Regions from separate parts of the Homo sapiens genome. Here region 2 is linked to region 1. A link is a contact called in ENCODE Hi-C data. All regions are on one chromosome and are shown on one strand. The core of a region is the stretch at or near the end of the contact, and the rest is flanking DNA. Distances in the headings are between cores, read along the strand shown.

The links. Hi-C counts contacts between places; a loop is a spot of excess contacts on that map. Pooled maps may share reads with other maps.
Region 2: a map of heart right ventricle shows a loop between it and region 1 (6-fold over the local background). The contact joins the promoter of ANOS1 here to the promoter of VCX2 in region 1. A Hi-C loop is called at or near these places in 20 of 168 maps with a recorded cell type or tissue (MCF 10A, PC-3, PC-9 and 13 more), 1 of 37 single-sample maps with no recorded cell type and 23 of 50 pooled maps.

What each region holds. Positions count from the first base shown.
Region 1 is chrX:8,169,200-8,174,389 of GRCh38, reverse strand. It overlaps VCX2 (variable charge X-linked 2), which reads left to right and starts at 3,123. Exons shown (of 3, transcript NM_016378.3): 1 at 3,123-3,283; 2 at 3,601-3,848; 3 at 4,041-4,446. The coding sequence starts at 3,747. The coding sequence ends at 4,358. The region is part of intron 1 of LOC107985675 (a long non-coding RNA gene); the gene reads right to left. LOC107985676 (a long non-coding RNA gene) reads right to left here and starts at 2,570. Exons shown (of 3, transcript XR_001755791.3): 1 at 2,062-2,570.
Region 2 is chrX:8,729,378-8,734,670 of GRCh38, reverse strand. It overlaps ANOS1 (anosmin 1), which reads left to right and starts at 2,534. Exons shown (of 14, transcript NM_000216.4): 1 at 2,534-2,841. The coding sequence starts at 2,635.

The DNA of each region.
Region 1 (5,190 bases), core at 1,874-4,373:
AACCGAGGAGGTGGATGTTATAGTGAACTGAGATGGTGACACTGCACTCCAGCCTAGGCCTGAACAACAGAGTGAGATGAGACTCTGTTGAAAAAAAAAAAGAAAAAAAGACTTGAATTTATGACCTGTAACTGAAACCACCAAGAAACATTGGGGAAATGCTCCAGGACATTGGTCTGGGCAAAGACTTCTTGAGTACGACCTCAAAAGCACAAGAACCAAAGCAAAAATAAACTACTGGGATTACATCAAGTTAAAAAGCTTCTGCATAGCAAAGGAAATTATCAACCAAGTGAAGAGACAACCCACAGAATGGCAGAAAATATTTGCAAAGTATCCATCTGATAAGGGATTCATAATCAGAATACATAAGGAGCTCAAAAAATTTAATAACAAACAATCTGACTTAAAAATGGACAAATAATCTGAATAGATATTTCTCAAAAGAAGACACAAAAATGACCAGCAGGCATATGAAAATATGCTTATTATGAATCATCAGAGAAATACAAATCAAAACAATGCAATATCATCTCACCCCAGTTAAAATGGCTTTTATCAAAAGACAGGCATGAACAGATGCTAGCAAGGAGGTGGAGAAAGGGGAACCTGTGTACACTGTTGGTGGGAATGTAATTTACTACAGCCCCTATGGAGAACAGTATGGGGTTCCTCAAAATCCTAAAAATAGAACTAGTATATGATCCAAGTATTCCACTGCTGGGGAAAGAGAGAGAGAGAGAGAGAGATGGATAGATAGATAAATAAATTTATCTGTACATCAAAGAGATATATCTGCATACTCATGTGTATTGCAAGTCACGATAGCCAAAATATGGATTTAGCCTAAGTGCCCATCGACGGATGAATGGATTAGGCAAATGTGGCATATGTACACAATGGAATATTATCCAGGCATAAAAAGAATGACTGGATATTATGTTAAAGGAAATAAGCCAGGCACAGAAAAACAAAGATTGCATGTTTTCACTCATATATGGGAGCTAAAAAAGTGGTTCTCATGAAGATGGTGACTATAGTGATGGTTACCAGAGGCCAGAAGGGGAAGCGGGGGATGAAGGGGAAATAAAAGAATATAAATACAAGAATATAAATATTACCACTGAACTGCACACTTACAAGTGGTAAAGAGGGTGCATTACATGTGTATATTTTACCTCAGTAAAAATAAATTTTAAAAATAAAATCACGTTCTTCTCACCACTTACTGCTGAGTTATTGTTGGAATAATGAATTACTACTACAGATGAGTCATATACCTAAGTAAGTAGTAAAATAGAGACAACAACAATAGTTCAGTGGAATGTAGAACATAGGGAATCTAGTCAGGTCAGATAAAATTTTGTTGGTGTTGAGTTAATATATGAGTTCTACTTAACTGGGCTTTCCCATAAAACACGTTACATAGAAAGAGCTAACAGTCATTGCAATACTAAGTGAACCTGATCCTGAAAATCGTGTTCTTTGCAAGTCTCAATTATTCATTTTAGTTGGTATAAGAACTTATAAGGATAGGTGCTGAGTGCTACCCAGGAAAAAAAGGTCCAAAGGATAACAGGAGATAATTTGAATATCTATGTGATGCCTGGAAAAAGCAAAATCCTTCCTAATCATTCTACTATTTTTTGTTGGAATAATAAATTACCACAGACATCTGGTGGTAAACATGTAATTAGCAACCTAAAGATAGCTAGAATTAGCCAGACCAGGTAATTGATTGCAGGAAGCTGAAGATAACTGGCCTATGCCAGGGAGTTCAATAACCATTTTCCTCAATGCAAAATTCCAACCTCATGTTAGAAATATTACCTAATATAGTAGATATCTACTTTATCCAAGTGAGTAATTAACTAGAGATAACTACATGAAGCCAGTACCTGGAATAAACAAATTCTTCTCAGTACTAGTTGAACAAACAACTAGCAATTACTAGGAAAACTGGTTGAACATAGAAAGTTTAGTAACCATTCGAGTCAATTCTGTATTCTTACTTTTTTAGGATTGTTGACTAGGTACTATGGATTTGGTAACTAGAGTTACCTGAGTAAGAGTTAAATACAGAATCCTCCATAAAACTGGAATAACTGGTTGAAGACAGAAGTATCACATTGCATTCTCCTCAGTATTTCTCATTTCTTGTTGGAATAATAAGTTGGTTCTGTCAATGGGTAGTGAGTACCTAGGTTATTACAAAGCAAGAAATAAGAAGAGATGACTAGAATAAATATTTGATACCAGAATGGTGAAAAAAACATTCTTTTCAAATAGAAACTCTAATTTCCTGTGTAATTAATGAGTTACAATTAGTTAGTACTGGAGATATCTATATGAGATGTGGACTTCATTTTTGGGGGGTGGTACATACTTAACAGATGAACTGCTGGGTCACATGGTAGATCTATTTTGATTTTCCAAGGAACCATTACACTGTTTTTTATAACGGCTGTACCAATTACACGTCTGTCAACAGCGTGTAACAGTGAGGTGATAGTTCATTGTGGTTTTCATTTGCATTCTCTGATTATTAACGATGTTGAGCACATTTTCATATACCTGTTGGCCAGTTGTGTGTTTTCCTTCTAGAAATGCCTATTCAAGTCCTTTGCCTATTTGTTAACCAGACTATTTATTTATTTGCTATTGAGCTGTGTGAGTTCTTTATATATTTTGGATATTAACTCATTATTAGATACATGGTTCGCAAATAGCTTCTCCCAAACCATAGCCTGCCTTTTCATTTTGTTGACTGTTGGCTGTGCAGAAGCTTTTAGTTTCCAGCCTGCTCACTTGCCCTATATATTTCAGCTTCCTAGACCCCCACATTGAGTCAATGTGTGAGCCAATTACTTAGAATAAACTGTATCATATATATAATTCATAAATACTACATGATAGTAAATATATATTTATGATATATAATATTACACACACACACACACACACACAATATCCTGTTGGTTTAGTTTCTCCTTCTCTGAGGAACCCAGCCTGATACCGAAACCCAGCCTGATACCGATACCCAGCTGAGCGAGTGTGTTTGCTGATCTTGACCTCTGGAAGCCAGTGCTTTAAACCATGAGAATGAAAAATTGTGAGGCACTATGTGGATGCTGGGAGAAGTATGTGAGATGGAAAAGTTGTTTCATGGCATCCAAGAAGTGAATGATCCTCAAGGTGTAGCAGAGGAATTTGTAGGAGAGAGGGATGATTGACGTCTTCGTATAGCCCTCCATCCATCCCAGTTAGCATGGAGGGATTTTAGATAGGTCATACAGAAACTGGGTAATGATGGCAGGTGTGGAGGAACAGAATGTACCACTGAATGGGAGGTCCGGGGGAAACATGTGGCGGAAATATCCTCCCGTGCCACGTGATCTGCCAAAATTGAACATGGGGAGTTTAGGAGGGGTGACATGTCAGTTTGGGAACTATCTTTAGGGGTGCTAACCCAAATCTCCCTTTCTCCAATTAGAGCACCCTGCCTTCCTCATTAGATGTCACCCCCCCCCCCCGCCCCCGACTTCATCCGCCATGTCCTGATGGTGCTTTGTGACGTATAAGGCCTTCCTTCCCGCCCAGGGCTACCATTGGCTGGGTAGTGGAGTGTTGACCAATCACAGCTCAGGGGCGTGATTGTCTCGTCCTGGGATCGCGAGAGGGGTATATACAGGGAGGCCAGGCAGCCTGGAGTTAGTCGACCGTTGCGAGACGTTGAGCTGCGGAAGATGAGTCCAAAGCCGAGAGCCTCGGGACCTCCGGCCAAGGCCACGGAGGCAGGAAAGAGGAAGTCCTCCTCTCAGCCGAGCCCCAGTGACCCGAAGAAGAAGGTGAGTGACCCTCCCAAGCTCCTCCTCGTCTTCCCCTCGCCTCCTTCCTCACAAGAAGCCTCTCCTGTCGTCACTTGGCAGAACCCCCCAACCCGGCCCCCACCGCTTCTGAGGACACGTCCCTGTTCCCAGCCTCCTCCATCCTCGTCCCTAAACCAGAGCCCTTCTGTGATCTCCCTGTTGTCCTTCCAGACTACCAAGGTGGCCAAGAAGGGAAAAGCAGTTCGTAGAGGGAGACGCGGGAAGAAAGGGGCTGCGACAAAGATGGCGGCCGTGACGGCACCTGAGGCGGAGAGCGCGCCAGCGGCACCCGGCCCCAGCGACCAGCCCAGCCAGGAGCTCCCTCAGCACGAGCTGCCGCCGGAGGAGCCAGTGAGCGAGGGGACCCAGCACGACCCCCTGAGTCAGGAGAGCGAGGTGGAAGAACCACTGAGTCAGGAGAGCGAGGTGGAAGAACCACTGACTGTGTGGATGGCCAGCTTTTCCCCTGTCTCCGAGAGCACCGACTAAGTTCAGGCCCAGCCGCCAGACCTCAGAGATCTCACCAGCGGGGTGCTTGCCATTCTGAAGATAATAAAATGAATGTGTTGCAAATTGATCTGAGTGACTCCGTGTTCTCTGATGGTGGGGAGGGAGGGAGGGAGGGGGGAAGAGGTGGTGTGTGGTGAGGGAGGGAGGGAGGAAGAGGTGGTGTGTGGGGAGGGAGGGAGGGAGGGAGGAAGAGGTGGTGTGTGGGGAGGGAGGGAGGGAGGAAGAGGTGGTGTGTGGGGAGGGAGGGAGGGAGGAAGAGGTGGTGTGTGGGGAGGGAGGGAGGGAGGGAGGAAGAGGTGGTGTGTGGGGAGGGAGGGAGGGAGGAAGAGGTGGTGTGTGGGGAGGGAGGGAGGAAGAGGTGGTGTGTGGGGAGGGAGGGAGGGAGGAAGAGGTGGTGTGTGGGGAGGGAGGGAGGAAGAGGTGGTGTGTGGGGAGGGAGGGAGGGAGGAAGAGGTGGTGTGTGGGGAGGGAGGGAGGGAGGAAGAGGTGGTGTGTGGGGAGGGAGGGAGGGAGGAAGAGGTGGTGTGTGGGGAGGGAGGGAGGAAGAGGTGGTGTGTGGGGAGGGAGGGAGGGAGGAAGAGGTGGTGTGTGGGGAGGGAGGGAGGGAGGAAGAGGTGGTGTGTGGGGAGGGAGGGAGGGAGGAAGAGGTGGTGTGTGGGGAGGGAGGGAGGGAGGAAGAGGTGGTGTGTGGGGAGGGAGGGAGGGAGGAAGAGGTGGTGTGTGGGGAGGGAGGGAGGGAGGAAGAGGTGGTGTGTGGGGAGGGAGGGAGGGAGGAAGAGGTGGTGTGTGGGGAGGGAGGGAGGGGGGAAGA
Region 2 (5,293 bases), core at 1,285-3,784, 560 kb before region 1:
ATATTTGCTTAACTTTAAAATTCCAAACAGGCCAGGCACGGTGGCCCACGCCTGTAATCCCAGCACTTTGGGAGGCTGAGGCAGGCAGATCACGAGGTCAGGAGATCGAGACCATCCTGGCTAACACGGTGAAACCCCGTCTCCACTAAAAATACAAAAAATTAGTTGGGCGTGGTGGCGGGCGCCTGTAGTCCCAGCAACTCGGGAGGCTGAGGCAGGAGAATGGCGTGAACCCGGGAGGCGGAGGTTGCAGTGAGCCGAGATTGCACCACTGCACTCCAGTCTGGGTGACAGTGAGACTCCGTCTCAAAACAAAACAAAACAACTCCAAACAAACACTAGGAAAGGATCCCCTACAGCTTTTGGAAATGTTTTTAGTAATTCACAAATGAAAGTGACAACATTTAGAAGACAATCTCGGTATTCAGACATCATTATTTATTGACACTTGGCTTTATACACATGCCTGCTTGGGGTCATTATAGTTAGCTTCTTTACTCTTCGTTAATATTATGTTTAACATACTTAAAAAATATTTCCATTTGCAATTCTGAGCAATTTTAAAACAAATCATTGAAGTCGTGTAAGCTTATGCCAAAATTACTAGGTTTCCAGCCCAAGTAAAGAGTGGCCCCAACCTTTTTGGCACCAGGGACTGGTTTCATGGAAGACAATTTTTCCATGGACCTGGGGGTAGCAAGTGATGGCTTGGGGATGAAACTGCTCCATCTCAGATCGACATTAGATTCTCATAAGGAGTGCGCTACCTAGACATCTCGCATGCATAGTTCACTATAGGACTGAAGCTCCTATCAGAATCTAATGCTGCCACTGATTTCTCACCTGAGGCACAGCTCAGGCAGTAATGTTCCCTGGCCTGCCGCGGCCCAGTTCCTAACAGGCCACTGTCATTGTGAAGAGTTTCAGGATGGTGATGGCAGAACAGGCCTTCTAAGAGTGCGACTGTACCATTGTACAGCTTGCATGTCCATGAAACTGGCTTTGCCTATAGAACCTTTTGAACAAGATGACCCTGATTTTCTAATTCGCTGAGAAACACACCAAGGCCAATTAATTTGACTGGCCTTTCTGATTTAAGCTATGTGAAGAAATACACATGTAAGATGATGTATTTGAAAAGCACTCATAATAGGATAGCTGCAGATGGCTGTCATTGCAATTTGTTAACAGGCAGATCTCAAAATTGCAGAGTGGAACCTGTGTATAAGAATAGGGAAAAGGGTGGGAAATTGCAAAACAACTATATAGGCTTTGTGCAAAGAGGATTCCAGCCTTCTGATGTAGCTTTGAGTAGAGCGAGTGCATCTAGATACCCTGACTGTGCTTAGCTGGGTGCTTATAGAGATCCCGTTTTCGAAGGTGAAAGTGCAATTGGGTAGGAGAGGGTGGAGATGTCAGAGCAAAGGAACAGCAGTCAGTTGTTGTCCATTCGAATAGGAGTGTGCCTGGGTCTTTTTTCTCTGGGCTCTCCTACCTGCAAGGGGACTGTCACTTCCTGATGGGGCTCAGGGGAGTGTAGAGCTTTGTTACAAGTTGTGTCTTATCAATGCCTCCTGTCTTTCTGTGGCAGGATCCTGGCTGGGGAGGGAGAATTTGTGTGCTGAGAGAACACTAGACAAAAACGACAGGAGAGGACGGAGCAGCCATTCCAAAGCTAAAAAGCCTGAGTCAAGAGGCTCGGGCAAATCGTGGGGAAAGAAAGAGATTAAGACGCAAGTCTATTTAGAATAAATCACTCACTTTGGGGCGTGCAAGGCTTACTAGAAAAACAGACACCTGAGGAAACAAGGCGTGTGGACCTAAAGGTGGTTAGCTATGCACTGAGACTGTCTCCAGGGAAAACAGTGCGGGAGGGAGGGAGGGAGGGATGCGGGAAGGACGGAAGAAATGCAAGAGGGAGAGAAGGAGGAATTTGTCTCCGGGACACTGTAGGGCAAATGTCCACGCTCCCCTCCCCGTCTGTCTTACTGCCATTTGTTTTCTTCACTTCTTTCCACTACCTGGGCAAAGGAAATTCGAATATGTGAAAGCGTGGGAAAAGCCTGGACCCAGGGGAGGTCGGGGAGAAAGCAAGCCACTTAGGGGCGCGGGGTCAATCCCCAGGCAGGTGGGACGCCCCTGGGGGTCCTGAGGCCTCTTCCCTCCTGCTGAAGGGAGCACCCCTCCTGGCAGGCCTGGACCTGCTCACACCGACGTTTACCTGGACGGAGGGGGAAGGTGGGAGGGGCAGGAAGCGGTTGGTGCGAACGGGAGAGGCGCCTGCGTGGGAGCTGGGCCCCTCGAGACCTGCGCGGCGTGGAAAGCCGCTCGGCGTCGCCCTCCCCCGGAGCGCCCGGGCTCGCAGCTGACGAGACCGGCCCATGGGCCCTGCGCCCGGCCCCCCTGTCACTCACACGCCTTCCAGCCAATGGTGCGGCCTCCTGTCCCCCTCACCCCACCCCTCGAGGGCGAGCTGGGAGGGAGGTCGGCGAGGAGGGTCCGGCCGGAGTTGAAGGATTGAACTTTCCGGCTCAGTCGCGGCGTCTGCCTGGTCCTCAGCAGTGCAGCCCCGGCGCGGAGCAGGGAGCCTCGGCCCGCGCCCGGCGCCCTCGCCCTCGCCCTCGACCCGCAGCCATGGTGCCCGGGGTGCCCGGCGCGGTCCTGACCCTCTGCCTCTGGCTGGCGGCCTCCAGCGGCTGCCTGGCGGCCGGCCCCGGCGCGGCTGCTGCGCGGCGGCTGGACGAGTCGCTGTCTGCCGGGAGCGTCCAGCGCGCTCGCTGCGCCTCCAGGTGCCTGAGCCTGCAGATCACTCGCATCTCCGCCTTCTTCCAGCACTTCCAGGTACGGGGAGGCCCCCGCCCGGGTTCTTTCTGGGGCTGCGGCCGCGGCGTGGGCGCACCGGGGCGCGCGCCTCCCAGCCTGGGCTCGCAAAGTTCTCGGCCAGCGCCGCCGGCTGATCCTGGCTTCCCCTGGGCGTGGATCTTACAGTCGGGGTGCTGGAACTCTCCTTTCCAGCCTCTTCCCGGCTCCTGAAAAGAAAAAGAAGCCCGAGACATCTTGCCCCAACTCCCTCCTTCCCAGCAGGAAACCAAAGGCGATTTCCCTGGGGAGGGAGAGTCGTGGATGCTGGGAGTGGGTGTGTGGATGTGGCGGTTTCCCGGGAATTGGAGTGCGCGAGACTCCGGGCGGGCGGCGACTCCCGCAAAGTCCCAGGCGCTCCGGGGCACTGGGAGGGAGTCTGGGAGGCGCGTCCGGCTGCGCCTGGGGACCTCACCTCGAGCCCCAGCCCCGCAGGTGCCCGCGGGCCGACACTTTGTCTCTTTTGAAAGATGGTTTTCACTCTCTGAGGGCTCAGAGCTCGCTGCCCACCCTTGGAGCCCCAGCCAGGGTACTTGTGCCAAGTCGTGTTCCAGGGTGCGTGTATGCGCGTGTTGGGGGTGCGAGTGGCTGTGCGCGCCTCAATTCGGAACCCCAAAGATTCAAGGTCTTGCCCTGGACTAGCGTAGAGCGTCAGGGAAGAAGTGCCGGGGACAGGGGATTTGGCGGGGCCGTATTCGGATACTCCTCAACGAGTCCCGGGGGAACCGTCCCCCAAACCCCGAACGTAGGTTCTTTCAGCCTGAGGGTGGGGAGTATGTGTGTGTGCGCGCGCGCTTGTGTGGGAGGCTCCGGGAGCCGCGCGCTTGGCTCCAGCGGGTTGCCGGGACTCTGCCCTGTGGCGCGGACCCCCGCGGGACTTGCGCGAGGCTCCGGGTGCGGGTGGGCGCACGAGAGCAGGTTCCGGACTCAGCGCGAGCGAGTGCAGCTGCTGCCTGTACCAGCCCTGTCGAGCGTGCGAGCTCTGAAATCCTCCGCTTATTTTTCTCTTCTCTCATCCTTCTCTCCTTCTTCTTCTCGCCTCTATCCCTAGGTGCCCACCTGTTCCAAGTTCCCAATTTCTCGCTTCAGGGAAACTCTGGAGGGACCAAAAGGAGAAATGGGGGCTGGGGGGAGGGGTTCCCCTGGCTGGGCGGGAACTGGAAGCCAAACCCTTGGCTCTTAAACTGGGCGCCCCTCCTGCCAGAGCTGGGTCAAGGGGTGGGGGGGGGGGTCCCCCTAGAGGCCCTGGGAATTAAGCTGCCAGAGGAGGCCATATTAATAAGGGTGGAATGTGGAAGTGATTCCCCTTACCCTCGGGGATGATCTTGAACCGGCTGGTGAAGCTGGCGCGTTCGCGAGTGTGCAGTTGAGTTTGTTCTAAGTCGTAGAAGCAGCGTCTCGTGGGTGTCAGAGAAATGGGCACGCTCTGTAGTCCTTCTGCGTCTTCAGGGAATGGAAGACCCAGTGCTCACCTCCTGTGGTGAAATTACCCAGACATCCTGGACAGAGCCAGGAGAGGGCCGATCCCCAGGCACCTGGTTTCCAGCCCTCCGAGTCCTACCCTGAAAGTCACTCTCCTAAGATGCCACACTATTGTTTGAAACAACAGAAAACAAAACAAAACGGAGCAGCCTATTCCCAGGGAGAAAGAGTACCTTTTTTTTTTCTTTTTCTTGAATTGTCAGTGCTGTAATTTATTTGTTTTACAGTTTCAGTGGCTAAAGCACCAGCTTAGATGAAGCCAGTTCCCGTGAAAGGCTTTTCTTGTGGTCTCCTTGGCATGATTTCTCTTTGGAAGAAAAACTGCTGACAGAATGCACATTGCTAGACAATCCTGATTACATTTTAATTAGCTGGGGGTGAAATAAGCTGCAAATTACTCAGTTAAGACTTAATAAGTGCTGTGTTTGTAATCAATTGCAAAGCCATTCTGGGAGCCTTAACCCTAACCTGGTAATGCCTATCTGATTTATCTAAATTGCAGGGATTAAGTGTTTTTAAGATCTGAAAAGCCAGCAACACATTCTCCTTATAAAACCCCAAGCTTCCCTGTTCCCCACCGCTTGCCTTCCTTTTTTTTTTTTTTTTTTTTTTTTTTTAATAATTAGAAGGAAGATGGGCCGGGCGCAGTGGCTCATGCCTCTAATCCCTGCACTTTGGGAGGCCAAGGCGGGCAGATCATTTGAGGTCAGGAGTTTGAGACCAGCCTGGCCAACTTGAAATCCCGTCTCTACAAAAAATACAAAAATTAGCCTGGTGTAGTGGTGCATGCTGTAGTCCCAGCTACTCAGGAGGCTGAGGGAGGAGAATCCTTGAACCCGGGAGGCAGCGGTTGCAGTGAGCCGAGATCACACCACTGCACTCCAGCCTGGGTGACAGAGCAAGACTGTCTCAAAAAAAAAAAAAAAAAAAAAAAAAAAGGAAGGAAGGTGGA